Linked DNA regions of Homo sapiens: all the other regions are linked to region 1. Evidence: chromatin loops called from intact Hi-C (ENCODE). Cell type or tissue: PC-9. All regions are shown on one strand. Region 1 holds the start of GABBR2 (gamma-aminobutyric acid type B receptor subunit 2). Region 2 overlaps GABBR2 (gamma-aminobutyric acid type B receptor subunit 2). Region 3 overlaps GABBR2 (gamma-aminobutyric acid type B receptor subunit 2). Region 4 overlaps NANS (N-acetylneuraminate synthase).

Region 1 (8,000 bases):
TGTGAGAAAAGATTGCTAAGGAAACAGGATTATGCAAACAAGATAATAATTTAAGCCATACAGACCTGGGCTAACACGGATGTTTCATTACTTCCTGGAGGTGCAACCTGAGCACGTTGCTTTCTAAGTCTCTATTACATCTCTTAAAAGGTAGATGAGTTCAAGGGAATCAAGTGTTTTCCACATTCTGGGACTTGGCCAATGCATTTTATTCCAATTAATAAGAAGCACAATGATTAGCCAATTCTCATCCTCTCTTCTGCTTATACCCTGGCCTGGCCACCAAATGTGCTTATTGTAGTAGAGACTCCTAACAGGTATTCCTGCTCACGCTCTTTTCCCCTGCTAACGGTTCTTCACTCTACAGCCAGAGTGATCCTCTTAAAATACATCAGATCATGTCACTGCTCCACCCAGTAGCCTCCCACGGTTGCTGTTTCATGTGCCCTCCCAGTGCTGAGGCCCCATACAGTCCTACCTGCCTTTGACCTTGGATCTGATTGCTTTCCCTTTGCCCACTCTGCTCTACCACATTGGCTTCCACATTGTTCCTTGAACATGCCAGGCACACTCCTGTCTCGGAGCCTCTGCCCTTGCTGTTCCTCTGCATGGAACACTATTCGCCTGTCTCTCTTACTTACCTTCTTTATGTCTTTGCTGAGGAGTCACCTTAGTGTGTCTTTCCCTGACCTCCCTATTTCAAATTGCAGCCCCACTCTGCCAGTCTCAATCCTCTTTCCTGCTTTTTTGTTCACCATAGCACTTTTCATAAATGGGCATACTAACATATCTTCTTCTTCCTATTTATTGTTTCTCTTTCTCCACTAGAATGTCAATTCTACAAGGGCAGGGATTTTGTTCTGGTTTTTTCCTTCCTATATCATCAGCTCCTAGGACAGTGCCTAGCAGGTAGCATGCCCTTCAAAACACTGGTCAAAGGAATGAATGATTATTATAAAGCAAGACGCTGGACCCCAGCTCTGGAGGAACATGCATTCTAGGCTGGTGACTGAGGCAGGAACTCAGACTCAGGAAGCACATCAGGGATGCAGTTACCCAAACTGTAATACCAGGCCAGAGTAAGATCTTGGAACCAGAGGGATGCCCAGGCATTAGGAGTGGGCTGTGAGATCAGAGATTGGCCTGGAGCCATGCTGATGGAGAGTGAGATTGGTGCCCCCTGGGTCAGGGCAGATCCCAGGTCATGCGTCTTGGGGCCAGGTCACCCCACCATAAAAGAAGACAGAGGGGCTGTAGGGCAGGATGCCAGGTAGGGCCTTCAACCCCTTAGTAAATGTCAGGCAAAGTTACCCAGCTTTCAACTTATTCCCAGATGTAGGTGTCAGTGGACACTCTATATTGGCACAGCTTGCAAGGAGGACACAAATGACTAAAGGAAAGAATTAGAAAAAAGAAAAAAACCAAGTGAAAATGTTCATTCAGAAACCTGAGCTAAGGGTTTGAGGAATGGCAGGTGCCAGAAGACTATGACTGGAGGATATTTGTGATGTCAAGTGAGACAGCAGTTGAGCGAGTATCTGGGGATTACACTGTCCTTTGGACCATTTCTTTCCCTCCCTCCCTTCCTTCCTCCCTTCCTGGAGGAGATGCTCAGGTGAGTTCTGTTCATGCAAACCCTCCAGCTTGGGGAAAAGGAAATGCCAAGTGGAGCCGGGAGAGGTGGAGTCTATAGAAGCCTGGAAAGAGAAGTTAGGGCAGAGAGAATTTGGCCTGGTTTCCCTGGCGCTGTCCAAGGTACTCTCTAGTAGTTCTGCTCAGCCTCCACTCACATCTTTGTGCTTCCTAACAACTCAGCCTGGATTCAGAGCTGCCCTTGCCTCACTCCAGTAGAGCTGGTGTGTGGCCATCATCATCATCATCCGGTCCAAATCCCTCACCATATGCCGGAGGGAATCGATGTCCAGAGCAACTGAGTCAGGGCAGTGCTCCTCCTGGAGAGGAAACTTGCAGTCCCACATCCCTGGCTCCCACTGCACTGTGCACGGAGTTCCTGCTGGCTCTGGGTTCCGGTCCTTCAGTAGCTCTGTGTGCTTCCACTAGCTACAGAACCTCTCTGAGCACCAGTGTATTCGCCTGTAAAGTAAGGGTGAGTAACACAGTATGCTTACAGGGCAGTTGTGGGGATTACATCATAAGGCACACAGTAAGTACTCAGCGAAGGTCAAACTTCCATTCTTGTTACAAGGTCGTCGATATCTTCCACAGTCCCTGGTTCAGGCTCAAGTATGTTTTGTGATTTGATGTCCTACTGTGTTCCTCGCATTAATCAGCCCCTGGGACTTTATAGATTAATGATCACGTTTCCTATTCTTGAAGTATGCAGAGGCACAAGGAACCCAAGGTCTTAGGTCAGCTCACTCGGGTACATCTGGCTCGGGACTGCTTTGGCTAAGATTGGCCAGTGCGACCTGGCAGAGAGAGGGCCAAGTCCAGGGGCGCGCGGCCCCGCCCTGGCCTGAGGATAGTGCTCCCACCCCGGGAGACTTCTAGGGCGGGGCCCATCAAGAATGGGGACGCGGGGAGGTCAAATGCCTGGAGGGGGCGGTAGCGCACGTAAGGTTGGGACCCCAGCTTTGCTTGGGGTTGGCAAAGGGCGGTCGCTCCGTCTGGTGGGGAGGAAAGGGGTGTCCTCAGCCAAGGCCCTAAAGGCCGGGCAGCCTGGCACCAACGGGCGTTCGAGCACCCGTGGGCGTCTTCAGCGACCCCCGGGACTCGGTCAGGGGCTCGTGGGCGCCAGAAAAGAACGGGAGAGCGTAGGCTGCAGATGCCTCTGGGACGCCTTCGTGGAACATTCTCCTGCCCAGACCTTCCCGGCCAGACCTCCGAGAAGCGGTTCCAAACCACCGTGCAGGTGCTACAGGCAGCGCTCGGCGGAGCGGCGGCGGCCACTGCGTGTGCCAGCGCGCGGTCCCGGTTCCCAGATCGCTGTCCCCGGGCGCTCTGGTGCCTGGAGGTCAGCGGTCGGCGGGCAGCGGCAGCTGGCGCAGCGGAGGGCCGGGGGCGCGTGTGTGCGTGTGCTGGGAAGGTGGCCCTCCCCGCGGCCGCCGCAGCGCCAGCGCCTCCCCCTCCCCCGGCGCGCACGGCTCGTCCCCGTCCCTGGAGGCGGCCCGAGCCGCCCCTGAGCAGCCTCGCCTTCGCCTCCCGCGTTTCCTGCCGTCCGCCCTCCCCCGGCCGAGCTCCAGGGGCTGCCGCCTAGCAGCTCCCGGCGGGAGAGCGGTTCAGAGCGCGCACGGGGGCGGGCGGAGGCGGCCCGGTGCGGGGCGGCCGCGCTGGAGAGAGGCGCGCGCGGAGACGCCGGCCCCCCTCTCCGCGTTTGCTCGCTTGCTCCCCGCCTCCCGCACTCCGCTCGCTCCCACCCCTTCCCGGCGTGATTGATCCGTCACGGGCGCCGCCGCTGCCGCCGCCGCCGCCGCGGCCGTTCTGAGCCGAGCCGGAACCCTAGCCCGAGACGGAGCCGGGGCCCGGGCCGGCGCCATTGCGCGGGCGCCGCGGGAAGACCTTGGCGCGGGGCGGCGGGCCGGGCCAGGCCATGCGGGCCGAGTGAGCCGGCGCCCGCAGCCCGCGGCGCGGCATGGCTTCCCCGCGGAGCTCCGGGCAGCCCGGGCCGCCGCCGCCGCCGCCACCGCCGCCCGCGCGCCTGCTACTGCTACTGCTGCTGCCGCTGCTGCTGCCTCTGGCGCCCGGGGCCTGGGGCTGGGCGCGGGGCGCCCCCCGGCCGCCGCCCAGCAGCCCGCCGCTCTCCATCATGGGCCTCATGCCGCTCACCAAGGAGGTGGCCAAGGGCAGCATCGGGCGCGGTGTGCTCCCCGCCGTGGAACTGGCCATCGAGCAGATCCGCAACGAGTCACTCCTGCGCCCCTACTTCCTCGACCTGCGGCTCTATGACACGGAGGTGAGTGTCCGGCTGCCCCTGCCGTCGGGGCTTCGGGGGGCATTGGGGTGGGTGGTTTGGACACAGGCAACCTCCGGCCTTTGGTCAGATCCCCGATTGACCGGCCCGCGCCTGCCGAGGGCAGAGAGGGCTGGTGCCCAGTGTTCACCCCCGCGGTCCTGCTGGGCTTGGCTGGCACAGCTGGTAACATTTGCCAAGCACCCCCTCCTCTGGTCTTATGTGTGTATGTGTGTGTGGGGAGGGGTGGGGGTGGGATAGAAGACTGGGGTCTCTTTTGACCAGAGAAAAAGGAGTGGAGAAGGTGGGGGCTGGACCCCCAAAGGCCTACATTGATTGTCCCTGTCCAGGTCCCGCTCATGGGGCTGCGAGGTACCGAGTGGGAGGAACAGGCGCATTGACTGCAAACTGGGCCACCCAGGGCCGGAGGGGCCGCGGGCCTGCTCACAGGCCCCCAGGGAAGCCGAGCCGCGCTTTGAGGTCCGGAAGGCTCCGGAACCCAAGGGGCTTGAGCGTGCAGCGTGGCTGGGCGCCTGGTGCGCGCCAGCAGCTCTGAGCCCGCTCCGCGCGGGCAAGTGTGGGGCCACCGGCTCTGCAGCGCTTCTGCCTGGACGTGCCCGGCGCTGCCTGTGGCCAGAGCGATTTCAGGAGACCCCTGCCTCGGGTTAGTTGCTCAGAAAGTGCCCTGGCAGTTCTCGTCCCGGACGTGCAGTGGTGTCCGGCCGCGCCGCTGCTGTTGGCCGGGCGGCTGCAGGCAGTTTCTCACGGCTCAGGCTTGAAGCATCCGACCTAGCAGCCGGAGCACAGACTTGGAGAGCAGTCCGGAGCGGAGCCAGAGAGCCAAGGGCTTTCCATCCCAAGACCCCTCCCCACGCCCTCGGTTTGGGTTCTGCCTGAAGCCCCAGAGCGGACCTTCACCGCCAGGCCGGGGCTGGAGCGCGCGGAGCGGGTCTGGAGGAGCGATCGCTGGCCGCGCAAGGTCGGGTTTGCGAGTTTTTCCGGACCGAGCGAGCCCCTGTGCTCCGACCGCAGCGTCTGAGACGCGGCCTGAAGGGGGCAGTGATTTCCTGTGCAGTACGCTCGGTTGGCGCCTCTTCCATCGCGCGGAACGGGGCCGAGGCGCTGGGCTTGATCCTGGCTTCCTGGGACTCTCCGGGCGCTTCTGCTGGAGTCCAGGTGCAGAACCCTTTTGGGAGGAGGGTCGCGCTACTGCTCTGGTGGTGCAATCTGGGCTTCCCCTCCTCCTTGGTCGGACCCTCTTTATGTCCCCAGAGAAAGAGCAGAATCTAGATTGTATCTTATTCCCTGCCTCCCCCGCTTCACCGGTGAACCAGCTTGCTCTGCGCTGTAAATAAAAGGTGAAGGAACCGGTGGCAGTTGGCAGCGGTACGCGCAGGCTGCTGCAGGCGGAGAGGCGTCCTCTGCCCCAGAGGATGCAAGCTGGCTGGCTGTGCAGGGCTAACCCGGTGTGAAATCATTTCCGAATGACATTCCTATCGCCCTCGTCTTTGCCTGAGCATCTCAAGTTCTGTGGGGGTACTTGTCTGGCACACATAAATGGAGACAGCAATGCAGTTACACGGAGGCATATCTTCTTGACAGTTTCTCTGTTGCTACTGCACATATTCTTCTGGAGGGGTCACTGCAAAGCCGGTCTTTTGGGGACAAACACATTTTTAGATAGGGCAGCCCTGCTTGCATCATCACCAAGTATTGTCAGCTGCATAATGTTTTCATCATCAGTTTCTTCCCTTTAGAAAGCTTCCCTGAAAGAGATTTCATACTGGCCTGTTTGTGGCAGCAAAGAGATGGGTGCTTCGTTTCAGGGTGTGGGTTGAAGCCTTTACATTTTATTTTTCGAGTGTGTCTTGATGACTTTCTGAGTGAAAGGACCCAAAGTCAAGAGGATGAGACAGTCAGAAGACTCTTCAATTCGTGGGAATATTTAGAAAACAGTGGGAAGGAAGACAGAAGATAATTTTAGCTTCGTGCAAACAGAGAAGTGTCTCTAGCCTTTTGAAGGGGCCCAGAGCCAGGGCTTTGGGGTAGGTGGGGCCTGGGTTTTAGTGAGAAACTGGTTACTTTCCACCCTGGATGACCTTGAGCTGGGTATTTAATCTCTCTAAGCCTAGGTGGGAATATTATGTGTACTCTGCAGGTGACACACAGCTTAAGGAAGATAACAGGCCAGGGTAGAAGATGCCCTGAGCTGGCAGGCTCAGCGGCCAGTGCTCTGGCATGCTGTAAGCACTAAATAAATGTGTCCTGCTGCCTCCCCTCCTCCTCCTCCTTCTTTTTTTTTTTTTTTTTGTTTTTTTTGTTTTGTTTTGTTTTTGTTTTTTTGAGATAGAGTTTTGCTCTTGTTGCCCAGGCTGGAGTGCATTGGCGTGATCTTGGCTCACCGCAACCTCCACCTCCCAGGGTCAAGTGATTCTCCTGCCTCAGCCTCCCGTGTAGCTGGGATTACAGGCATGTGCCACCATGCCCAGCTAATTTTGTATTTTTAGTAGAGATGGGGTTTCTCCATGTTGGTCGGGCTGGTCTTGAACTCCCGACCTCAGGTGATCTGCCCACCTCTGCCTCCCAAAGTGCTGGGATTACAGGCATGAGCCACCGTGCCCAGCTCCCTTCCTTCATTTTTATTTCCTGTGAATTCACAAGTGGCCTTATCTTTAAAGTAGAGGTGCTTTCTCCCTGAGCCAGAGTGAAGGAAGGATCAGTCTAGGTAATTTGCAGCAAAATCTAGAGCGATCTAAAGAATGTTTGTGGCTAGTGTTAGAGTGTTTAGGGTCTAGTTTATTCAGATTGGCTGTCTTTGTGGACACTGCCTAATTATTTGCAGGCTGTGTCACATTGTTTGTAGACTTTAACACAGGGTGGATGTGGTGAACAGATTTTGGCTGGATTTGCTGACATTTGCTGTCAATCAGTGGCCTCAATGGCCAGTGACTATGGGCACCAGTATGGACCTTTATCCATATGATCTGCAGAGAGATGGAGATTTAGCAAGGAATGGGTTAATCTGGTCCCTGGGGACAATCTGTCTCAATAAAGGAGCCTCCTACAACCAGATTGACTCTCTTCTGTAAGTAGAATAGTGGTAGATTTTCAAAACCTCACTCAATGCCATGTGTTGGTAAAAATGAAACAGCCTAACAGAATACCTGTCTATCAGAACCTCTGCTTCTCTGGTGTAACACCAAATGGCTTCAGCAAATACTCGTTTATATATTCCAATGAGGATTTGAACAAGCAAGACAACTGAAAATACAGATAAAAGAAAGCATCAGAAACTATGTAGAAGCATAGAAGTTACTATACCAAGAACCTGGGCTAAAATTTATTGCATTGAGTATTATATTTTAGCTCTGAGCTTCCTGGCAGTCAAGGTAAAAAGGTAAATGTACCATATTACTTAATGTTTGATCTAAAAAATCTGAGAGACAATGACTTTTTTTTTTTTTTTTGAAAGAGTTGGGGGTCTCATTCTCTTGCTCAAGCCAGACTGCAGTGGTACATCATAGCTCACTGCAGCCTTGAACTCCTGGGCTCAAGTGATCTTCCTGTCTTCAGAAATGTTCTCCATGTGATTGTTTCTTATTCTAGCCACACTAATAAAATAAAATAATAGCCAAGGAATGAGTTAAAGATATTTTTTTTCAATTTGATTAATGTTCATTGTGGAAAAGCTGAAAATTACAGAGAAGCATAAAGAAAAATAATTGCCCATAATCCATCTACACAAAAATAATAACATCTAATAATTAGCATCATTCCCTTCCAGTTGTCATTTTTTACTATTTTATGTACTTGAGATCATACTCCATGTGCTCTTTTATGTTTTTTTCCTTCAGTTAACATTGTATCATGGGTTTTTCCCCATGTCCTCAAATCCTCCTTGTAAAGATGATTTTTGGTGGCTGTATACTATTCTATCCTGTGGGTGAACCATACGTATTTAATCATTCCCCTATTGTTGGACCTATATGTTTTCTCATGTGTTACTATCTTAAATCATTCAATAATAAACTTAGAGAAAGTTCAGGGAGCCAAGGAGCCCAGTCTAGGGGTACAACTGTCAGAAAGACCA
Region 2 (8,000 bases), 170 kb after region 1:
GTGTGGCTTATTCCCTCAGTGGCCCTGTGGGCTTGTCTTTGTTACTGATGCTGTCGTGACCATCTAAGATCACAAAGTTCTACCAGGGGGTGTGTTCATCTGTGAGGAGAGTTTTGGGGAAGGGCTGGCTTGGACCGAAGATGCCAATGTCACCTTGGATGGGGTACAGAGTTTTGTTTGTTCTAAGTGACTTACAAACACACCTTAATATATGGTAGGCAATTTTTTTGTTTTGTGTATGTGTTTTGTTGTGGGGGAAAAAAAAGCCAAAATATGGGTAGTAAAAAATGTAAAAGTGTTGCTTTGTCCTAAGCCACCTGAATCATGCTTTCTCTCTGAAAGTTAACTCCTGCTTTCACTTAGGGGTTCATCTGCCTAGAACTTTTTCAATGTATTTGTTTTAAAGCCAAATGACTTCATATCATGTATGTTTCTTTTTTCACTTTACAACAGATCTTAGAGGTCTTGATTAACCTCATGGTTTAAAGGGACCTGGTGTTCTGTCAGATGGGTATATCGTAACTTACCGAGCCAGCCCCTCTGAACGTTGACCACTTTTCAATGGGACAACCATACTCTCATGGCTAGGTGTGCGTCTTGGCAGTAGACTTCTAGAAGTGGATTTGCTGGGCCATTTAAAAATTTGAGAAGGACTGACTTCCAAAAAGGCAGTTCTAATTTCTAGTCCCACCAACAGCATTTGAAAATTCCCATTTTCACATATCCTTACTAACAGTGGATATTAACAAATATTTGAAACATTAGCCTCACTCAGATGAGTACAAAATGGCCTCCTGTCTTTTTTCCCATTTGCTTTGTGCCTCCTCCTCTCCTTTCTATTCCCATGTGTGCTTTTGATACTTGGAGCCTCCAAAAACACAAGACAAACCAAGTGTTCTTAGCAGCCCAAGAGAAACAAACTTTAGCCGTGTGGAGGATTTCCATGTGTGAGTCAGGGGTCTAGACAGACCTCAGCCGGAGCGGTGGGGGCAGACACACAGCCTCTTGCCAGCCTGGGAATGGGGAAAGGCCGGGCAGGGTGGCAAGAAAGTTGGGAGTAGAACAGGGCTGGTAATCAGCAGACCTGGTTTCCACTGCAGCTCTGCACTTACCTTCTGAGGTTCTTGCCCCCTGTCTCTTCCATGGGAAGGAGAGACCACTTCATACATTGGCTGTGTGACCTTGGAGACGTTACCTTGCTTCTCTGAGCTTCGATTCCTCCCCTGTAAAATGGGGACAATAACTTCTTGCATGCCTCCCTGCAGGGCTTCTGCCAAAATCCAATGAGTAATGGATCTGAAAGAGCTTCGTAAACTGTAAAGTTCATACACAGAGAGGGTTGTTTTTGGAGGTGCGTGAAAAGTGGAAGTGTTTGGCCCCACTGTCTGTGGGTATCCAAACAAGGCAAGCTTTTCCCAGGCAAGACTGCTCGTCATCTTCCCACCTCTCTGTTTCTCAGCCCCTAGGAGGAGGCACAAAGGGAACTTGACCTCCAGCGGGAGTGACTCATTGCCAAACGCTGAAGAGGCTTTTGCTGAAAGGCCGCCTTCATAGAGAAGCGAGAAATGTTCTAAAATGAGAGTGAAACAAGTGGATGGTGGAGGATAAGAAGGACCCATCCCATGGCCCCATTAACACTGGACTCTACTAGGATTTAGAGAGACTTGCTTTTTCCTTTTTCTTTTCTTTTTCTTTTTTTTTTTTTTTTTTTAGACGAAGTCTCACTCTGTCACCAGGCTGGAGTGCACTGGCGCAATCTCGGCTCATTGCAACCTCTGCCTCCTGGGTTCAAGCAATTCTCCTGCCTCAGCCTCCCGAGTAGCTGGGACTACAGGCACGTGCCACCACACCCAGCTAATTTATGTATTTTTAGTAGAGACGGGGTTTCACCATATTGGCTAGGATGGTCTCGATCTCTTGACCTCTTGATCTGCTCACCTCAGCTTCCCAAAGTGCTCCCAAAGTGGCATGAGCCACCGGGCCCGGCCAGACCTGCTTTTTTCTAATAGCATCTTTGGCTGTCAGAGCCTGAAGGACCCTTAGAGACATATCTCCTACCCTCCTCATTTTGTAGAAGGGGAAACTAAGGCCCAGAGAGGGAAGGGGACAAAGTTCAAGGTTTCAAGGCACCTCTGAAGTCATGAAAGATTGTTCACAGAAAAGTCAGGACTAAATTTTGGGGTCCTGAACCCCTCAGTTCAGACTTCCCATTTCTCCTTCTTTTCTTCTCTAGCTTCCTGGAATTGCATAGGAACTACCTGCATATAGCCTAAGAGGTTTGAAATTCCCACCAGACTGGTTCTAAAGGGGGTAAATTGTGAGCCCTGACATTGGTTGTGTGCCTTATAGATTCCCAAAAACTCTCACAGACAGCCACCCTGTAAGGAGGAGTGATGGTTCCCATTTTACAGATGGGGAAACTGAGGTTTGCAGAGGGTGGGAGGTCTCTTGCCCCAGGGCGCATGCTGGTAAAGAGCCCAGGCAGGGCTGGAAGCTGTACCCTCAGGCTGTTGCTGTGTGTCCTCGCTACATGGTCCTCACTGGGTAATCTCAGGTCTTGACTGTTGGGTAGCACATCTTTCCCCTTGCACAGCCGTGTCGGGGCCCTCAGCCAGGGTTTCAGGGCATCTCAGTGGGAAACCTTTTTTCCCGAGGACAGGATGCTGCTTGCTGGTATTGCTGGCAAGGACCTCTCTTGATTTAAATCTCTCAGCCCAGCTGACTCCTCTCTGTGCCCAAGGGCTTTGGCATCCCTCTCTCAATGTCTGGGCTGCATCGCTGGAGTGCAGGCCCTGGAAACTCGCCAGGGGCTAACAGCTTTTCATGAGTGCAAAGGAAACTGGATTCCTTTTATGAAACTGGTCGATCAGCAACGTCAAGCACTTCTGTTCCGGACTGGTGCACTGGAAGGAATGTCAAGTGAAAGAAATCCTGAAGTCGGAGGGGGTGGTGGAGGGGCTTTACTCCCACGGAGCTTATTACTGTGGCATTAGGACTATGGAAGCGGGTAGAAGGCTGAGGGCCATCCCACCTGGGGACCAGCTGCTCCTGTGAGCACCTCCAACCTCTGAGTTTCAAGGTAAGCCCATGGTAACCCAGAGGCTGCTCAGGACTTGGGTCTGAGGTACTGATCTCTAGGCCCACTTTGGCCAAGCATGGCTGCGTGACCCCAGGCAATTCACTTTCCCATGCTGACCCTAGGATGTATCAGATCTAGAGCTGCTGCTGGGACCAGGGTTCCATGGAGAGAATTGGCTACTGGAAAGTTTCAGCTTGCTCTGCCATGCCCCCTCTGGATGAAAGATGTAAATGAGACAAAAGAAGGAAGGATTTGGTACCAGGTGGGCTGATCTCTGAGCCCATCCTTGCTAAGTGATGGCTGTGAGATCCTAGGCCTCATAGAGATCCACTTTTCCCTTGTGTAAAATGGGGCTATTTATCCTACCTTGCAGGTACTGAAGATGAGATGGTTAAGTGAGAAAACAGAAATGAAAGATCTCTGTGTAGTAGGTGCTCACTAAATAGCCATTTGCTTCTCCAGTGATTCATGGGGCAAACTGAAAATGCAGGCCCATTCACTCAAAAAATCAGTGTGGCCTCCTATGTGCCATGGTCTGTGATGGGCCCTGTGCTGTGGAGGACCAGAGATCAATGACACAGCCTGGGGGTGAGTGGTGAGGCTTCCTGCATTGTGTTCTCAACTCTGGCTGCTCGCTAGAATCACCAGGGAAATTTTGATTTTAATACAAAATAAAATGTACATTTTTGGATTTTCTTCCATTTCCTTTTCTTCACTTTTAATAGCCTTATTGAGATATAATTTACATACCATACAGTTCATCCGTTGTTAATGTACAGTTCAATTATTTTTTATAAATTTTTTATGTTGGCCAGGTGTGGTGGCTCACACCTGTAATTCCATCACTTTGGGAAGCCAAAGTGGAAGGATTGCTTGAGCCCAGAAGTTTGAGACCAGCCTGGAGAACATGACAAAGCCCTGTCTCTACAAAAAAAAATACAAAAATTAACTGGGCATGATGGTGCACACCTATAGTCCCAGCTACCTGAGAGGCTTGAGCCCAGGAGTTCAAGGCTGCAGTGAGCTATGATTGCCCTACTGCACATTTTAACTTGGGAGACAGTGAGACCCTGTCTCAAAAAAAAAAAAGTATGTGTTTGTGCAACCATCGCCACAATCCAGTTTTAGAACACTCTTCATCACTCTAAAAATTCCCATGTGCCCATTTGTAGTCAGTTCCACCCCCCAGCCCCAGGAATAGTTTTACCTTTTCTGGAAATTTCATATAAATGGAATTAAAGAACACGCAGTCTTTTGCGTCTGGCTTCTTTCACTTAGCGCAGTGTTTGAGGCACATCATGCTGTGGCATGTGGCGGTGGTTTGTTTCTTTCTACTGCTGAGTGGTAATCCCTTGTATGGATGGAGCATCTGGGGAGCTTTGAAAATCCTGATGCCCAGGCCATCCCCAGAGCAACCACACTGGACGACCCTGGTGTTGGAGCCTGTCCAAGCTCTCCAGGTGGCTTCAGTGTGTCGCCAGCGTTGAGAACTCACGTCCTGCGTAATTGGCTCAGAGTCAGGAGCTCAGGGTGGAAGTGACGCCCTCTGGTGGTGGGAGACCTTGAGCTCAAAGTAGCCCCATTCTACCTGGTGGCCTCGGTCTACTTGTGGCCCTCAGCAGGCCTGGGGACTGAGGAGCAGGATGGAGAAGGTGGAGGGAGGCCTTGGTCCAGTGCTGGGGGCCCTGCCAGATGGAAGACAACAGTAGGGGTGTGAAGAGTTGGGTGGTCCACGAAGTCTGTGTTGGAGAGGGATAGGCAGGCAGGTAACCCGTGTGCACATTGAGGGGCTGCGGTAAGGAACTGGAGGGTTGTTGGGAGGCTGTGGACAGAGCCAGAAGAGGGGCATAAGTACCGAGAGTCCAGACCCTGGTGATGTGTGAAGACCCATTGTGGCATGGAGGTGCAGGTCACTGGAATTTAGGGCAAGGAGCTGAGAGGCCAGAGTGCTGAGTGATGTCACATGGGCACTGCGGGCCCAGGAGGGAGATAGGGCTTGGGGTGGAGATGAAGGCAGTGGGCAGGGGATGCCTAGAAAGACAGCAGAGGGAGGCAGAGACATTTGGGTCTCTCCCCCTTTTCAAGTCTTATGGTCTACCCAACCATCCTCACCAAGTTATTCTTTGGGCTCTCAATTCTATGTTGCAGCTAACCAACTAAGTGCTTAAGTACCCGTAAGCCAATCACTTGCTGTCTCTGGGTCTCAGTTTCCCTTTCTGTAAGCTAAGAGAATTGGGCCAGTTGACCTCTAAGATCCCTCCTAGCTCAAAGAATTTTGGATTCTAGGATGTGAGCTTATGGAGACCTGGCCTTTGACCCTGATCCTGCCACTCCCAGGGACATGGTCATGAGAATTACTTGCCTCTTTGTGCCTCTGCTTTGTTTGTTTAAGAGACTAATTTTAGAGGATTTTAAATTCATAGCAAAATTGAGAGTAAGGTACAGAGATTTCCCATACGCTCCCTGCCCCCACACAGGCACAGCCTCCTCATTCTCACCATCCCTGTCAGAGTGGCCCATTTGTTACAACTGATGAATCTACATTGACAGGGCATCATCACCCAGACTCCAGAGTTTACATTAGGGTTCACTCTTGGTGGGGTATATTGAATGGTTTTGGACAAATGTGTAATGACATGTATTCATCATTATAGTATCATTAGAGTATTTTCACCACCCTAAAAGTCCTCTGTCTTTTTACTGATCCCCATAGTTTTGCCTTTTCCATAATGTCGTTTAGTTGGAATCATACGGAATGTAGCCTTTTCAGATTGGCTTATTTCCCTTCTTTAATACGCATTTAACTTTCCGCCATGTCTTTTCATTGCTTGATAGCTTGTTTAGTTTTAGTGCTGAATTAACACAGCTGTCCCTTAGTAACCATGGGGGATTGGTTCCCAGACCCCCATGGGTACCAAAATCTGAGAATCCTCAAGTCACTGATATAAAATGGTGTAGTGTTTGCATATAGCCTATGCACATCCTCCCATATTCTTTAAATTATCTCTAGATTACCTTTAATACCTAATACAGTGTAAATGCTAGGTAAATAGTTGTTATACTGCATTGGGTTTTTTTTTGTGTTATTTTTTGTTGCTCTGTTGTTATTTATTTATTTATTTATTTTTAAAATATCCTCCATCCGGGCTGAGTGTGGTGGCTCATGCCTGTAATCCCAGCACTCTGGGAGACTGAGGTGGGCAGATCACCTGAGGTCAGGAGTTCGAGACCAGCCTGGCCAACATGGTGAAACCCTGTCTCTACTAAAAATACAAAAAAAATTAACTGGGCATGGTAGCGGGCGCCTGTAATTCCAGCTACTTGGGAGGCTGAGGCAGGAGAATCACTTGAACCTGAGAGGTGGAGGTTGCAGTGAGCTGAGATGGCACTACTGTCCTTCAGCCTGGCAACAGAGTGAGACTCTGTTCCCCCGGTGCCCCCCTGAAAAAAAATATCCTCAATTCATGGTTGGTTGAATCCATGGATGAGGAGCCTGTGGTTACCAAGGGTCAACTGTATCCATTGTCAGGATGTACCACAGTTTATCCATTCATCTGCTGAAGGATATCTTGGTGGCTTCTCATTTTTTTGCAATTATTAATAAAGCTGCTCTAAACATCCATGCGCAGGATTTTTTGTGGACATCAGATTTCAGCTCTTTGGGTAAATACCAAGAAGCTCCATTGCTGGATCATATGGTAAGGGTATGTTTCATGTTGTAAGAAAACGCCAAACTGTCTTCCAAAGTGGCTGTACCATTTTGCATTCCCACCAGCAATGAATGAGAGTTTCTGTGACTCCCCATCCTCTCCAGTATTTGGTATTGTCAGCGTTCTGGAGTTTGGCCATTCTAATAGATGTGCAGTGGTATCTTGTTGTTTTAATTTGCATTACCCTCATGTCATATGATGTGGAGCATCTTTTCGTAGGCTTCTTTGCCATCTTTTTTTCATCTTGAGCATGAGGATAATAATAGCACCTACCTCTTAGGGTTGTTGGGAGGATTCAATGTGTTAGGATACTTAAACTACTAAGAAAAGTGCCTGGCTTATCCTCAGCACCATGCAAGGGGCAGCTGTTATTTTTATTAACATCCAGAATCAGGTTCCTTAGCCCGTGGCTGGCCCCTATTCAGGAGCCCCACTGCATGGCTGAGTTTCTGTGCCTGCCATGAGCATGGCTGCCTTTCCCTTTTCTCCCTCCAAGCTCCAAGCTCCAAGACTCCCCACCTAGTCACTGGTCCTCAGTGATCTCGAGGCTTCTGAAGCTGACCTTTCTGTACTGGCGACCTCTCTCAAGTGGCAGGCCCCACTGAGGTGAGGCCCTTAATCTGCCCGAGACCAAAAGGTCAGCATCTGCAGAGCTTCCTCTTCAAAGCACCTGCCCTTTCAGGCCCTCCAGGGCCCTGCCTGGCCCTTTGAAACCTTTACCCCTTGCTAAGTTGCCATCTGCCCCACCAAAAGGGCCTTGGGTCAACTCCTCTAAAGTTGCTGCTTACTCTTCCAGAGTAGTAGCCTGGGAGACACTCCTGCAGGGGAGGACGGGGAGACCCTGGGCTTGCATCTAATCTAGAAGCCACCCTTGTTAGAATCATCATCCTCTCCTGCTGCTCTGAGCAGGAACAAGCTCCTTAGCATGGCTCGAGACCCTTTATGGTCTCTCTGAGGCCTCCTCCTCTGTCTCACCTGCAGTCACTTCTTCCTTTGCCCCTTTGGTCCAGCCACACCTCCATGCTGGCTTCTCTCTTGGCAGGAACATCCTGCCCTCCATCTGGCTCAACCTCCCCAGCTGGCTCCAGGTGTGCCGTCTCTGTGTTCTTCCTCCTCATTTTTCTCCCCATACCAGTTCTTTGCATGATGCAGCACAAGACACCATTTGCTTCCTCATCTCTCACCCACTGTCACTGGATGGGGGATGAGAT
Region 3 (8,000 bases), 130 kb after region 1:
TCTCCTTGCCAATTATTCACTCTTTGCCCTGGCAGATTTTATACATCATTGAATGCTCCACCAACATATATACAGTCTATTGTAGGTGAGACTTTCCAGTGTTAGCTGTTATTTGGGATGGGAAAGAAGAGTGTAGAACTATATGACCACCAGGGGTGAGTGGTGGCCCATACACATGTTTACTTTTTTGCTCCATCCATCCATCCATCCATCCATCCATTCACCTATCCATCCATCCATATGTTCACCCATCCATTCGCCTAACCATCCATCCATCCATCCATCCATCCATGCATCCACCCATCCACCCGTTCAGCTATCCATCCATCCACACATTCACCTATCCATCCATCCATCTGTCCATCCATCCATCCACCTATCCATCCATCTTTCCATCCGTCTGTCCATCCATCCATCCATCCACCCATACATCCATCCATCCATACATCCACCCACCCATTCACCTATCCATCCATCCATCCATCCATCCATCCATCCATCCATCCATCCATCCAACAAATATTTTAGGCAACTTACTCTGTGCCTGGATTTTGGTAGGCACACTGGGGATACAATGCTGAACAGGATAGGTATGGTTCACATTATTCTGGAGCTTACATTCTAGGAGGAAGACAGGCAAGAAGCAAGTAAGTAATTAAATAATAATATTATTAAGGTTGTATATGGAGGGTCTGCCATGTGCTAGACACTGTTCTTAGTATTTTTCTGCGTGAACTCTTTTAATTTTTAAATCCACTCTATGCTTTAGGTACCTTATCCCCATTTTATAGATAATGGAACTGAGGCACAGAAAAGCTATCTAACTTGCACAAGGACTCACAGCTAGTAAGTAGTAGGGCCAGGATTTTAACTCAAGCAGTCTGGCCCTTAAGATAAGACTGTAGTAAGGAAACTTGGCGATGACAGAAGGAAACAGGGTGATGAGATATATAGTGACTGCCTTGGGGTAGTCAGAAAAGGTCTCTTGGAGGAGGTGACATTCAAGCTGAGACCCAAAGGGTGAGAAGGAGACCACTGGGTGAAGCGCATTCCATGTCAGTGAATGGAATAGTAAACGGAGGAAGGCAGCTTGTGATAGGAAAGGACCTGGTGTATTCGTGGAACAGAAAACAGGGAAATGGGGCTGGAGCATGATGGGTGGGGAGCCAGGGTGAAGAGAGTGAGTGACAGGGTGAGCAGGAGCCTGACCACATAGAGGATCTGTTTCATTCCACTTGCACTGGCTGAGGACTTCCTCTGTGTCTGGTGCTGCATGCATGGGGTGCTGGGGTGGAGCCCAAGCTTGCAGCCACGAGGGGTGGTGGGCACAAGCTATGGCAGGTGTGATGAAAGAGAGGTGGGGCCCGGGCGAGGGCCCCTCACTTAGCCCCGGGTCAAGGAAGCCCCAGGGCAGGTGCTATGGTAGGTGCATGAAGCTGGCTGCTGAAGGAGGAGAGGGCGTTGGACAGCTGGAGACATGGGGGAGAGCGCCGCTGCAGAGGAAACTGGGCGTGCAAAAGCGGGAGGTGGGAAAGTATGTGGGCTTGGGGAGTGCTGAGTCATTCCTTGTGGCCGGAGCAGGCCACACTGATTGTGGGTGGATGCAACAGGAAGAGGAGACCAGAAAAGCAGCCATGTGCTCTGGTGCAAACCTAACCACAAACCTAACCACACACCTGAAAGCCAGCATGGCTCAGTGTGCCGTGGGAGCCTGGCCTCATGCCCTCAGGGTGCCCAGGACAGCTGTGGAGACCTTGGACCAGTCACTTAGATTCTCTGGGCTTGAGCTTGCTTTCCTGAACATTGAGGAGCACATTCTCTATTAGTTAGAGCCATGTGCTGCCTCCCTGAGCCTCAGTTTCATCATCTGCATAATCAAGGTAGTAATAGGACTGCTTTCATTGGTTTGTTGTGTGGATGGAAAGACTGAAAAAGGATTAGAGCTGTGTCTGGCACACAGTTAGTGCTAACTAAGTGTTCTTTGTGGTTAGTCCTGCCCTGTCTCCTCCCACTCCCCAAGTTGAGTCCCCTGATTACTTGTCATTCCTGGTCTTTCTTGCATTCCCACCTTTTCTTACACTGTTCCTACCACCCAAAACATCCCATTCTTCCTATACCCAGTGTATCAAGTGCTGCCCATTCTTTAAGACCCAGCTTAAATGCTGCCTCCTTCAGGAAGCCTTTCCTGCCTGCTCCTAGGGGGCTGCTAAAGTAGGGCCCTAGAAAGCCTATCACTTCCCCTTGTTTAATTCTAGCAGAGCTTGTGCACAGCCCAGTGTCCCACTCCACTCTGCCTGTCTCTCTCTTAGGGTTTTGCAGATTTGGGGGGGGGTGGTGGTGTTTATAAATGTTTGTCTCTCCAGCTGGGCTGTGAGCTTCTTAAGGACAGAACCTGGACTTTTCTTTTTCCCTGTGCCTATCATTTCACAGTCTTCATTAGAAATCTGCTCAATGATCAGAGGGATGGAGGGAGGTGGGAAGGGATGGAAGGATCTGAAGATGGACGCTTTGTCCAGGCATGAGAGGCTGAGGTCCCAGGGAAATCCCCTGCCCAGAGAGGAATCCAGCTGATTCCACTGATTCTCAGTGTCACTTGGAACCACCTGTCCCTCAGAATTCCCTGAGGAGCTGCAGGAACAAGCACAACGTTGGAAACTCCCAGCTTGCAGACCACAGCTACCTGGCCTCTCCATGAGCAGGACAGCCCTCCAACCTAGAGGAGATGATAAGACATAGAACTGGGTTACAAGATGGGGACTGTGTTAGTTATTTACCACTGGGTAACAAATCCCCCCAAATTTAGTGTCTTAAAACAGCAATATTATGTATTATTTCATTATTTCTCTGGTTCAGGAATTCAGACACACTGAATGGCTTGTGTTTGCTCCATGGTGTTTGGGGCCCAGCTGGAGGATTTGAAGGCTGGGGGCTGGCATCATCTGAAGGCTTGATTAGGGCCGAAGGATCTGCTTCCAGTGTGGCTCCTCTCCATGTGGAGGTCTCCATAGGGCTGCCTGAGTGTCCTCATGACAAGGCAGCTGGCATCCCCCAAAGTGAGTCACGAAAAGACCAAGGCAGAGGTGACAAAGTCTTTTGGGACTTAGCTTTGGAAATTGCATACTATAAGTTCTGCTGAAATCTGTGGATCACACAAATTAGCTCTTATTTAGAGAGGAATAGTACCAAGGTGTAGTGGGAGGTAAGCTCACTGGGTGCTAGCTTGGAGACTGGATACTATAGTGACTAATGTCTGGAGGAAGGCAGGAACTCCAGTTGCCCAGCAAGGGGCACTTGATGCTGAGGCCCTGCCCTGTTTTGCAGAACTCCTGCTCATCCTTCAAAACCCCGGATACCACTTCCTCTGTGATGCCTTCCCTGATCTCCTTCTTTTCCCCCTTTCCTTCAGTGCCGCCCATTCCCCGCTCAAAAAGTAAATTAATTATTTCTTCCTCCGCTACACCCTGCATTCCCAATAGGGGGTGATATCTTCTCCAAGGGAGTAAACATTGGTTCTTGTGGCGAGGCAAAAAAAATCTTACTTTTTTAATGTATAAAGCATAGATATAGATGTAGTACACAAACAGATCTATGCATGCCTGTGGTATTACAATTTCACCAGGGGGCAAGAGTAGGAAAAAACAGCCAGAAAGACTTCTTAGGAGACTAACAGTGAAACGAAGGTTGAGAAACACTGTTCTACATCCTTCTATATTGTGTACAGTATTCTCTTATTAAATAAATTTCATGTCAATGAATTGTACACTTAAAATTGGTAAAGATGGTAAATTTTATATGTATATTTTACCTCAATTAACAAAAATAAAATTTAAAAAATGGGCTGGGCATGGTTGCTCATGCCTGTAATTCCAGTGCTTTGGGAGGCCAAGGCAGGAGGATGGCTTTAAGCCAGGGGTTTGAGGCCAGCCTGGGGAACATAGTGAGACCTCATCTCTACAAAAAATTATAAAATTTAGCCGGGTGTGGTGGCACACTCCTGTGGTCCCAGGAACTTGAGAGGCTGAAGTGGGTGGATTGCTCAAGCCTAGGAATTCAAGGCTGTAGTGAGCTATGATCATGCCACTGCACTCCTGCCTGGGCGAAAAAGCGATACCCTGCCTCTATTAAAAAAAATAATAAGTGTTGTGAAAAATAATTTGTTCTATATGCCAGTCTTCCATATCAGATTGTGAGCTTCTTGGGGGCAGCCCTTCCCCACCCCTTCCTTCATCTCCTGGTTCCCAGTGTCTGGCGCAGGGTCTGGGCTCACAGTAGGTCCTCACTGAGTACTGAAATGTGCTAAGTGCAGAGGATAGGTGGACGGAGGGGCCTGAGATGCTGCATGGCGGAGCCTCTCACAGTGTGGCCCTGACTGTAGGGCAGGGAGGGCGGTGGACCATGCAGAATCTCAGCCTCCACCTCCACAGAATCGCTCTGCATTTTCCCAGGCTCCTTGTGGGGGAAGATGCTCACACCCAGACAATACTGCCCTAGCATTCACTACTAGACACTGGGGCTGGATCAACGGCTGCAACTGGACGTGGATGGGGCATGCTGGGGGGGCTTGGAACTGGAGGGTACTCAACAGTTTGGACTTCTCTGAGGACCTGGGAGGCAGAATGGTAGATGAGCCCAAGAGAGTGGATTTCTCCCAGGCTTGTGCAGCCAGGCAAGGAAGATATAAGAACAAAGATCAGGATCTTGATCTGGGAGTAGCCTGGGAGCCTGGATTCCTGCCTCCTTCTCACTCTCAGGAAACCTAGACCCATTTATTATAAGCCAGACTCTGTGGACCTCCCAAGCCACCCCAACCCCAACACAGGGAGGCTAAGCTTGTTTCCAGAGATGGTGAAGGGGTGGATGGGTGGGTCTACAGGTGCCCAAGGGATTTGATAAATCTCTTAACTTACTCAAGACTGGGCTTCAAAACAGAGCTTCACAAATGGAAAACTGCATGGAATTTGTGTAATTGAAAAGGAGCTCTGGCGGCCCTTTTTGGAGGAGCAATGCTTGCTGGACAGAGACAGCCAGGAATGCGTAATCAGTTGTTTCTGTTTCCTTGTGTCACAAAAATAGGGATTCACACACCAGAGGGGTGAAAATTCACCCTGGTGCTGAAACGGGTTAAATTTAACTTTTGCCTTTTGCTGGGCCTCTTGATTCATAGCTGCTGCATAGAGAGGCTAATATTGTTTTAGTCGTGATGTGAGTCACTTAGCCACTGGGAACCTGTTTCTCCCTCTATATGCAAGGACCTTCATAGAGTCCAGGGTCTGACATGCAGGTGAGATTGGTTCTGTCCCTCTCCAAACTGTCAGAGCCTGCTCAGGGTGCAGGGCTCTGATCTGGGCCTCATGCTGGGAGGAACCCACTAGGGCATGACCCAGGAAAGCATCAGGGAAGGGTCAAGGTCTAGACATTGGAGAGCTGAGGGTGTTCAGCCTGGAGAGCACATGGGGCACTGGGGAGGAGGGAGGAGTCCAGGCCTCCAGCATTGCATGGCTGTCTTTGATAGATTTTGCTGGTCTCTGGTGCAAGTGGGGAGAAGCAGGAGCCACGGCCAAAGTTATCAGGGAGCAGCGTTTCCACCTCCTGCAAGCAAGCCCTGCCTCTGGAAGCTTCCAGCATGGAGCACGCTGCCTGGCTGTGAAGTCATGAGTTCCCTGTGGGCCAAGGTTCCCTGAGAAGTCCAGTTTCAGCCAGGCCTGCTGTTGGGGAAATTTAATACACAGAGTAGGCATAGACCAGGTCAGTGGCTCTCCAACTATATGGGAAGAGTCACTTACGGGGGTTCTTGGTAACAGTGCAAATTCTAGGGCTCCACTCTGAGCAGGTCTAGGTTAGGGGATTTATCAGATCCCTCTAGGACTGTATTCCCCGCTGATCAAAACCACAGCCATTTCAGTACCAGTGGCTCAGGTGACTGTGATGCTGTTGGCCCCTGGAGACTTGCCAGGCCAGGAGCTCTCTAAGGCCTGTTCATCCCCCAGACACCTGGGCTCTTTAACAAATGCTGCTGGTCCAAAAAACTCCAACTGATGCTGCCCGTGTGGGAAAGAGGACATGGAGGCGGTCACAGGGGGATGCTGCCAGGGCAAGTATCCCAGTGCCGCTAGGATGAAGCTCACAGTCCATGGTGGGGCACAGTCCATGGAGTGCACCATCACCTTGCCGTTTTCCCAGCCCACCTCCTGCCCCTTCATGCTGCCAGCCTCAGTACAGGCTGCTGGCAGGACTATGCTCATTCTTCCTGGTGCAGCTTGGGTGTCCCTTCTTTGCAAAGCCCCCCATGGCCTCCCCTGTGCTTCCTGACCTGACCTGCACATCCCTCCCAGGGTGTTTGCTATGTCTGCCCACCCCCGGCCTGCAGCTGCCTGAGGTTAGAATTGTGTCTCATTCACCCTGCCCCTCGGCCTGGTACAGGCCTGGCAGTGATGCCAGAGCAGTGCTCAGGGCGTATTTGCTGACGGAGAGCCAGGTGCCTGCCTTCTAGGCCTTGGGTTGGTCCCCTAACAACCAAGGGCACGTCATCAGAGTGTGCCAGACCTAAAGTCACCCAAGGACTCTCCAGCTGCAGCCTCTTGTTAAACGGACACAGAGGGAGCCCTAACACAGCCTTGGGCTCAGCCTCAGCCCGCATCTCCCATCTCAGGAACCCCCGCCCCCTGGTTTTCTAACTGATAAGTTTCCTTTGCAGTTTTTTTCAGTCCCACCCAGAATCCTGTCCTCAGAGACCTAAGGGTGGCTTGTGTTTGCAGTTTTTGGGGCAGTCCTGCAGATCTCCCACCAGCCTGGTTTGTCCTGAAAGCATGGGGCCTGGGAAAAACCAGGAGAATTTGGAGCTGGGTGGGGAAGATGGAGACAGAGCATGGGAAAGGTCCAAGAGATGCTAGCAAGAGGGAGTTAGACATCCTCAGAGACCAGGACCACACTCCTTCCTGCTTGGGAGTGAGATTATCGCAGCTTCAGCTTGCAGACAGAAATCATCTTGCTGATGAAAATAAAGTCAGATTCCTAAAGGGATAAAGGGCTGCTCGTAGGAAAACGCAAACACTATTTCCTCAAGAACTGCATCCCACAGAGCTTGTCCTTTAAAAGGCAGCCGTGGCAGATTATTAAATTGTAGATGCATTTCTCCCAGCGCTGTCCCCAGCCGCCCCTCGACAGCCCACCCTGCCTTGTGGCCCACCTTGGCACTCCCCACGAGGACCTTCCTGGGAAGGAACATTTCGGCTTGTGTCATGGGGCTGTCTCCTTGGAGAAGTTCATGTGAGGGAGTGGAGGCAAGGAGGACTTTCAGATGGGAGGATGTTGACTCTATGTGTGTAGAGGTATTGGCAATGGAGTCCCAATACGTTTAGGACTTGATTTCTGAAAACTCGAAAGCATGCCTGGTTTTGACATTTAAAAAACAAATCAGTGAGAACCCCCAAATCAGGCCTTTTGCTATTTACTGAATTCTGGCATCATTCTAAACGGTCAGTCAATGCCATTTTGTTTCATAGGAACAGAAATTTTGTGATCTGACATGATTTTCTCAAATGATTATTTTATTAAACTGTAGGCTGTCTGAGAAATCAAAAGATTGCTTGTTGCTTAGCTGTGGCTTGTGGAATTTGAGGTAGATTCATGGAATGGCAGAGGTCGTAGAGGCTTAGCAGGCATTAGGTCCAGTCTCCCTGTTGTACAGGCTGAAAAACAGAGACCAGATGGGGTAGGGGCCTTGCCAAAGTCTCACAGTAACAGCGACACTGGGCTCCGTGGCTCACCCTCCAGCACTTTGCAGCATGTGCCATGGTCTGATTTTCTCTCCCTTAGCCTCACTTTCCTGTTATGTAAAATGGGAATAGCAAACCTGCCTTCTATGTTTTATGCAGTTGTTTTTTCTCCAAGGGAAAGCGCTTTTATAAACTGTAATCCAGTAGCTGCTGTTATGATGCCCAGGACTCCTTTACTAGAAGCAGATCTCTGATTACGGCCATTGGAGTTTAAAGCTTTGCATG
Region 4 (8,000 bases), 630 kb after region 1:
AGGAAAGGTGGGCTCCCCTCTGCCCCCCGACAGTGTTCTTGAGCAAAAGGAACTGAATTAAAGAGGCAGAGGAATTTCACACTGCCAAGAGGAAAATGAGTATCTTATCTGATTAATAGGTTGTATACCATGGCAGTACAGTAGAATGAGTGCTGATTCAAGAGTGTGAATGAATGTGAGGTGTGGAGCTGCCACTTCTAGCTGTGCCTGGGCAGAGTACTGTCCGTCTCTGAGTCTCAGAGGCCTCCCCTGTGAAATAAGTATCAAGCATCATAATCATGACCTGTTTCAGTCCTAGGAGTGTTATGAGGATCAAATGAAATTGTTCATGTTGTAAAACCACTTTACACGATCATGTCCCACTGCGGTCTCAAACTCAAGCAATCCTCCTACCTCAGCCTCCCGAGTAGCTGGGGCCACAGTAATGCACCACCATACCCAGCTAGGTTTTATATATACTGTCATATCCTTAATTTCTTATAAATTTTAGTTAAAAAATTTTCTAGGACAGGTGCAGTGGCTCACACCTGTAATCCCAACACTTTGGGAGGCTGAAGTAGGAGGATCACTTGAATCCAGGAGTTCAAGACCAACCTGGGCAACATAGACAGACCTTGTCTCTATTAAAAAAAAAAAAAAATTCTTAAAAAGAATTTCTAAATGTCTTATAAAAACTGTCATATTCTTAATTCATTTTCTTTCAAATTAGCTTACAAAAAATGGAAGTACAGGCTGATTGAAAAGAGGTTTCTGGCAGGGCACAGTGGCTCATGCCTGTAATCCTAGCACTTTGGGAGGTCGAGATGGGAGGATTGCTTTAGGCCAGGAGTTCAAGACCAACCTGGCCAACACAGCGAGACCCTATCTCTATTTAAAAAAATGAAAAGAGGCTAAAATTTGTCTTCATGAAATCTGCTGAAAGTGGGCCACCATGAGGGGAGTAAAAATATGAAGGTTTGGACTCCCTTCGATTTTAAGTCAAAAATTAGACACTTACCTTTTTTGGCTGTCTTTTCCAGATAAGGAAAATTATTAGTGTCTCCAGATCCAACTTTGAAAAATGGAACATTCAGTTCATGCAGGAATTCAACTGCCATCTACAAAAATCAAAGAGGGAGCTCCTTTTCACCATTGTCCAAAAACACTGTTGTTATGACAGGCAAGGAATAACATACAAGTAGAAAAACCCCTCATCTTAGGCAGTAGAGGGACGCTCAGCAACTTGAAAGCAGGCAAAGATTTGTTCTCAGTCATTTCATTCAAATGCAAACATTCATTTGCATCCACCCATCCATTAGCCCAACAAACGTTTGGTGCTGGTCTTTGCTGGCTACAGGAATCTGGAAAAGGGCTGGGCGTGGTGGCTCATGCCTGCACTTTGGGAGGCCGAGGCGGGCAGATCACCTGAGGTCAGGAGTTTGAGACTAGCCTGACCAACATGGTGAAACCCCGTCTCTACTAAAAATATAAAAATTAGCCGGGTGTGGTGGCGGGCACCTGTGATCCCAGCTACTCAGAAGGCTGAGGCAGGAGAATCACTTGAACCTGGGAGGCGGAGGTTGCAGTGAGCTGAGATCATGCCACTGCACTCCAGCCTGGGCCACAGAGCGAGACTCCATCTCAAAAAAAAAAAAGAATCTGGAAAAGAACCTTTCCCCTGGCCAGACCCTACCTGCCCCAGGGGCCCAAGGCCAAATGAACAAACATGAAACGGTCATGACCTAATCCTGACCCAGAAAACCAGGCAGTGAAAACATGAATAGCCTCAAAGGCTTTCCCTTCTACTCGGCCAAACGAGCAGGAAAAGGGGCTATTTCAATTCTTGGCGAAAGGGGGAAAATGGAGCATTTTTTTGCCCAGCCTCTACATAAGGATCCATGGCTGGCAGGGCCCATTCAACCCGAGCCCTTTCAGGCCTCAAAGCACGCTGCCTACTTAAAAGTGAACCTCAGTCACTTTTTTCAGATATAACGTCACTGCTTGAGGTTACCTATTTAGTGCTCTTCAACATCCTTCTCTAGTATTCATCAACAAGACTCAGGAAATTGGTAAATGTCAGCAAATGCTTGCTGAAGGAATCAGTGGATCACAAGTTATAAGAGTAAAATCTCAGTTTGCTGTCAAATTATAAGAACTCAAAAACTTTTTATTATCATTTCTTTCCAGCTTCAGTAAGGTGTAATTGATATACTAAAAACTGCACATAATGTAATTTGGTGAGTTGGGACTTAAGTATACACTACTGCTACCATCAGCACAAGAGTAATAAACATACACATCACCTTCAAAAGTTTTCTTGAGTCCCTTTGTTTTGTTTTGAAGTTGGAAATCAAAAGTCGAAAAAATCAATGTCTCTGAATGGTGACTCAGAAATAAGTTAGGGCTTAGTGAGTTGCTCACACTTGATCACATGGGCACAAATCTTTCCCTCTCCCAGGGAAGTTGCTGAAATGAAATGCAAACTCTGATTGGTCTAGGACCGACGGACCGACGGACCAACCAACCTACCTCCCTTCCTGTCTCCTTCCCTCCCTCCCTTCCTTCCTCCCTCCCTCCCTTTCCTCCCTTTCCTTCCTCCCTTTCCTTCCCTCCCTCTCTCCCTTTCCTTCCTCCCTCCCTCCCACCGTTTCCTTCCTTTCCTCCCTTCCTTCACCTTTCTCACTGCTCTTCCTCTGCTTTATTTTTAACTCTTCTCTTTTCCCCTTCCATCTTTTTCTTTTCTTTTGTGGTAGAGACGGGGTCTTGCTATGTTGCCCAGACTGGTCTCAAACTCCTGGGGTCAAGCAATCCTCCTGCCTCAGTCTCCCAAGTAGCTGGGACCACAAGCACGTGCCACCACATGTGGCTAATTTTTTTTTTTTTTTAATTTGCTGTGGAGATGGGGTCTTGCTATGTTGCCCGGGCTGTTCTCAAACTCCTGACCTCAAGCAGTTGTCCCACCCTGGCCTCCCACAGTGCTGGGGTTGCAAGCTTCAGCTGCCATGCCCAGTACCTTCCATACCTTTCCACCTCACTCCTTCCTGTTTGTGTCTCATAACACTGCTAACTAGCCCTAAGACAGAACTGAAAAAACATCAGTTTTAAATATATTTTTTCAATAAAATCTAATTTTCCTACCCTTCTCACTTCATTTGGCAGATGAAGAGAGTGCTTTCTGTTTAAAGAAGGAACCTTCCACTGAGTTTTCTTTTGTATAATGTTCATCTTGTGGGAGTGTGGTGTGGCCCACCAGGGCATAAACAGAAGCAGAAACCCCCCCAAGAGAGGGGCAGAGCGATCGGGGCAAGGAGGGGGGACAAGTGCAGAAAAACACCTTGTGAAAGCTTACCTACAGAGGCTGTAAAATCTGCATGGAATTCTGTAATTTTCAAGTAAAGAAAAAGGCCAATTCCTGCTGGAAAGGGAAGGGGCGCCTCATTTTGCCGCCTCCTGGGGAGCCAGCGCCACCCAGTGGACATTTAGAAAACTGCCACTCAGAGCCATCGGGCAAAGGGAATCTGAGTAATCTGGAAGATCCTAACTTTCAGCCCTAAGACAGTATCGCTGTGCCTAGGGGCTACTACAGGCTGGGTCAGCAACTGGTGACCCCTTTCTCTTCAGGGACTCCTTGACTTCCCCTAGCCTGCCGACCGTGCTATCGGGTTCCCTCTATCTGGGGTTCCATGCAGCCCGGCAGCCTCAGCACTCCTCTCTCCCTCCTGCCCCATAGCACAAAGTCTGTGGGAGTCTGAAGGGAGCTCAGGCATGTACAACTCTCCTCGGGCTCCCAGCTGAGTTCAACATGCAGAAATGGGTCCCATGGATAGCCTCGTTTGGGAGAAACACTACCCTGCCTTAATGCCTTCTTAGAGGGTCCCAGTAAATCAACTTAGCTGAGTTCCAAACCCAGTGTTTCCCAAACTTATTCGACTCAGAACTTTATTAATTCTGGCCAGGCATGGTAGCCCATGCCTGTAATCCCAGCACTTTGGGAGGCCAAGGCAGGAGGATCATTTTAGCCCAGGAGTTTGACACCAGCCTAGGCAACATGGCGAAATCCCGTTTCTACAAAACATATAAAAATTAGCCGGGTGTGTGGTGTGTGCCTGCAGTCCCAGCTACTCAGGAGGCTGAAGTGGGAGGATTGCTTGAACCCAGGAGGTTGAGGCTGCACTGAGCTGAGGTCGTGTCACTGCACTCCAGCCTGGGTGACAAAACAAAAAATAAACCAAAAAACCCTTTATTGATTCTAAATCAATTAATGAATGAGGGTGGACAACACGTGCCCACAGAACCCCATTTCTGTACTGTGTCCTGTGGGACACTCTGGGAACTGCTGATCTGAGTCAGGGGTAAGGAAAGAGAGGAGTGGAGCTGAGATTTTTCTAAAGTCCCTTCCTCTCCCCTCAGGTTTTGGATCCTTCAGGATTGGAAAAAAAAAAAAAGAAGCCCAGGCCAGGCGCGGTGGCTCACGCCTGTAATCCCAGCACTTTGGGAGGCCGTGGCGGGCAGATCACGAGGTCAGGAGTTTGACACCAGCCTGGCCAACATGGTGAAACCCCGCCTCTACTAAAAATACAAAAATTAGCCCGGCGTGTTGGTGTGTGTCTGTAATCCCAGCTACTCGGGAGGCTAAGGCAGGACAATTACTTGAACCTGGGAGGTGGAGGTTGCAGTGAGCCAAGAGCATGCCATTGCACTCCAGCCTGGGTGACAGAGCAAGACTCCGTCTCAAAAAAAAAAAAAAAAAAAAAAAAAAAAAAAGCCCATGGTGATGAGCTGGGGAGAACAGGGAGTCAGGGGAAGGGTGTAGCCACAAATAGGCTGGGCCAGCCTCAGGGCAGCAGCCTGTCAGAGGGCACCGTGCCTAGGACAGAGGCAGGTGCTGGAGGGAAGGGCGGCTTTGCTGGGATGGCCACTGTGTGTGAGGAGAGCATGTCCCTCAGGAGTCACCTTTTTGGTCATGGCTTCCATTTGCCTTCTCAATAGAACTTTCCTTTTAGACTAAAGACATTCTGCTGTTTCACCTGAGTTCCACAGCCTTGGTGCAACTTTCAACCAGAAGCCCTGACGGTTTTCTTGGCCTTAATAAAATTCTGCCACACCTTAACCTTTCCTCAGCACACAGAGAACGCCCTAGAACAGCATACAGTGTGGAGAAAATATGCATTCAATAAATGCCTGTTTCTATAAGGAAGTTAGGGTAGGTAAACACTGGGAGCCACTTGCTAGGTAAATACAGAACAAGGAACCAATCTACCTCCAACAGTTTGACAGAGGGCAAGGTAAATTAACTCTCGTAAAGGCTCTTAAAGAATGCACTTTCCTGCCGGGCACGGTGGCTCCCGCCTATAATCCCAGCACTTTGGGAGGCCGAGGTGGGTGGATCATGAGGTCAGGAGTTCAAGACCACCCTGGCCAACATGGTGAAACTCTGTCTCTACTAAAAATACAAAAATTAGCTGGGCATGGTAGCGGGCACCTGTAGTCCCAGCTACTCGGGAGGCTGAGGCAGAGAACTGCTTGAACCCGTGAGGTGGAGGTTGCAGTGAGCAGAGATTGCGCAACTGCACTCCAGCTTGGGCGACACAGCGAGACTCCGTCTCAAAAAAAAAAAAAAAATGCACTTTCCCTCACTGCCTGTGCCCTAGGTCAGGCAGGGGACTAGCTGGGGACAAAAGGCATTCCTCATCCAGAGGAACCTACCTGCCCAAATAGGCTGAGGCAGAAAAACTCCAAAGGGTTCTGAGTCACAGAACAGCCATCGCTGGGTGAGTGTAGACCTGGCCCTGTGCTGGCACCCCACGGGTTTAGCTCCCTGAATCCTCCAGATAGCCCCAGGAGCATCTTAACAATCCTGTTTTTACAGACGGGGGCCACTGCGGCTCCAAGGTTACATGAGGAGCCCAAGCCACACAGAGTGTGAGCACCAGGAGCTGAGCTCAGAGAGCCTGACTCTAAAACACCCATCACAGACACCAAGCAAATGGGCTGCCTGGGGAGCAGAGGGAAGGAAAACCAAGGAGGAAGCCCCGCTGCAAACACCAGACTCCTCCCTATCACCCAACTGCTCCGGGTTCTCAACCGATGCCACCTGCAGGGCACGGCCTAAAGAAGTGACTCCGCCTTGGCAGCCTCACGGGCAAGGAGGCACCTTTCTCCTAGGTCAGATCCAGGAGCTCAGGGAGCTTGCATTTCCAGGAAACGTGGACGGAAGCAGAAAAGTCCCCAATCCAGGTGCAAGTCACCTTGATGACATCTTCCCTGGTTCTGCGCTGACTCAGGACATCAGAATAGAGAGAACCACTGGATGGTAGCTTGGTCACACACGGAAAATGAAATGGTGGCCCAGGCAGGGAAGGGGCTCACCAAGGTCACACTGAGAGTTAAGGACAAAGCCAGGACAAGTACCCAGATGTCCCAGCCTGCAAGTACCCAGATGTCCTAGCCCTTAGCCCAGGTTGCTTTCCTTAATTGTAACTGATATTCACTGAATACTGATTGTGTACTATGCTTTATATTAACGATCACATTTAATCTTCACTTTCCCTCCCAGATGGGTTCTGCTAGGAAGCCCACTTTACAACTGAAGAAAACAGGCACAAAAAGGTTAAATAACCTCCACATGGATATACCAAAAATAACAGGCAGAGCCATATTCAAACTTAAAATCTGACCCTAGAGTCCATTCACTTGGCCACTGGGCCATATAGCCCGGGTATGGGCCACACAGCAGGGTGTGTACCACAGAGCTGGGGTGTGCATCATACAGTCGGGGGTATGTACCATACAGCTGAGGTGTGTACCATACAGTCGTGCCATCATATAGCCAGGTACACACCACACAGCTGGGGTATGTGTATACAGCATTCAGCATGGAGTCCCAAATGTTTTCATCTTCAAATTCTTAAAAATTACTAAGGAGGCCAAGTGCAGTGGCTCACACCTGTAATCCTAGCACTTTGGGAGGCCGAGGTGGGAGACTGTTTGAGGCCCAGAGTTTAAGACCAGCCTGGGCAACATAGGGAGACCCCATCTCTACAAAAAAATTTAGAAATTAGCTGGTTGTGGTGGCATGGACCTGTAGTCCCAGCTACTAAGAAGGCTGAGGTGGGAGGATCGCTTGAGCCTGGGCCGTCAAGGCTGCGGTGAGCTATGAGCTATGATTGTGCTGCTACTCTCCAGCCTGGGCAACAGAGTGAGACCCTGTCTCAAAAAAAAAAAAAAATTACTAAAGAGTCTGCAGATCTTTTTTATTTTTATTTTTTGATGTGGTTTTATTTATTCGTATTTGCTGAATTAAAAATTAAAATTGTGACCAGGCGCGATGGCTCATGCCTGTAATCCCAGCACTTTGGGAGGACAAGGTGGGCGGATCACCTGAGGTCGGGAGTTTGAGACCAGCCTGGCCAAATGGTAAAACCTCATCTCTACTAAAAATACAAAAATTAGTCGGGTGTGGTGGCGGGTACCTATAATCCTAGCTACTCAGGAGGCTGAGGCACAAGAATCTCTTGAACCCAGGAGGCAGAAGTTGCAGTGAGCCAAGATCACGCCATTGCACTCCGGCCTGGCCAACAGAGTGAAATAAATAAATAAAATAAAAATTTAAAATGAAAGCTGGGCACGGTGGCTCACACCTGCAATCCCAGCACTTTGGGAGGCTGAGGCAGGCAGATCACCTGAGGTCAGGAGTTCAAGACCAGCCTGGTCAACATGGTGAAACCCCGTCTCTACTAAAAATACAAAAATTAGCTGGGCATGGTGGCATACACCTGTAGTCCCAGCTACTTGGGAGGCTGAAGCAGGAGAACTGCTTGAACCTGGGAGGCGAAGGTTACAGTGAGCCACAATCGTGCCACTGCACTCCAGCCTGCGTGACAGCAAGACTCTGTCTCAAAAAATAAAATATAAAATAAAATAGAGGAATCTTTTCTTAATTTTAAACTTTGAATTTTGAGATAATGGTAGATTCAGGTGCAACTGTAAGAAAGAACACAGAGAGATACTATATACTCTTC

Evidence for each region. A loop is a pair of places that touch in the nucleus more often than their neighbours do. Peaks named below come from ENCODE experiments on the same cell type or tissue, not always from the same donor. Only the 100,000 strongest peaks of a DNase experiment are listed, where the experiment ranks them.
Region 2: a loop joins it to region 1, with 4 times the contacts of the local background. A loop is called at or near these places in 6 of 110 quality-filtered maps.
Region 3: it touches region 1 in a loop (7-fold over the local background); 3 of 110 quality-filtered maps call a loop at or near these places.
Region 4: a loop joins it to region 1, with 5 times the contacts of the local background. A loop is called at or near these places in 2 of 110 quality-filtered maps.

Annotation. Positions count from the first base shown.
Region 1 is chr9:98,704,330-98,712,329 of GRCh38, reverse strand. It overlaps GABBR2 (gamma-aminobutyric acid type B receptor subunit 2), which reads left to right and starts at 3,395. Exons shown (of 19, transcript NM_005458.8): 1 at 3,395-3,913. The coding sequence starts at 3,593. RefSeq lists enhancers at 2,009-2,303, 4,056-4,626, 5,198-5,769. In PC-9, CTCF peaks have their summits at 4,799 and 4,999 (motif pointing right); DNase peaks (open chromatin) are centred at 4,999 and 5,339; H3K4me3 peaks cover 2,986 bases; H3K27ac peaks cover 1,356 bases; H3K27me3 peaks cover 2,236 bases.
Region 2 is chr9:98,533,625-98,541,624 of GRCh38, reverse strand. The region is part of intron 3 of GABBR2 (gamma-aminobutyric acid type B receptor subunit 2); the gene reads left to right. Among named protein-coding and RNA genes, the nearest start is that of GABBR2, 170 kb to the left of the region's middle. In PC-9, CTCF peaks have their summits at 3,220 and 4,631 (motif pointing left); a DNase peak (open chromatin) is centred at 2,804.
Region 3 is chr9:98,569,420-98,577,419 of GRCh38, reverse strand. All of the region lies in intron 2 of GABBR2 (gamma-aminobutyric acid type B receptor subunit 2), which reads left to right. Among named protein-coding and RNA genes, the nearest start is that of GABBR2, 140 kb to the left of the region's middle. RefSeq lists an enhancer at 1,485-1,544. In PC-9, CTCF peaks have their summits at 3,252 and 3,458; a DNase peak (open chromatin) is centred at 1,639; H3K27ac peaks cover 1,935 bases.
Region 4 is chr9:98,070,015-98,078,014 of GRCh38, reverse strand. It overlaps NANS (N-acetylneuraminate synthase), which reads right to left. Exons shown (of 6, transcript NM_018946.4): 3 at 998-1,097. It also overlaps a transcript of TRIM14 not described here. Among named protein-coding and RNA genes, the nearest start is that of NANS, 17 kb to the right of the region's middle. RefSeq lists enhancers at 2,576-3,382, 5,843-6,343. In PC-9, CTCF peaks have their summits at 3,224 and 3,426 (motif pointing left); DNase peaks (open chromatin) are centred at 3,414, 5,174 and 5,684; H3K27ac peaks cover 4,236 bases.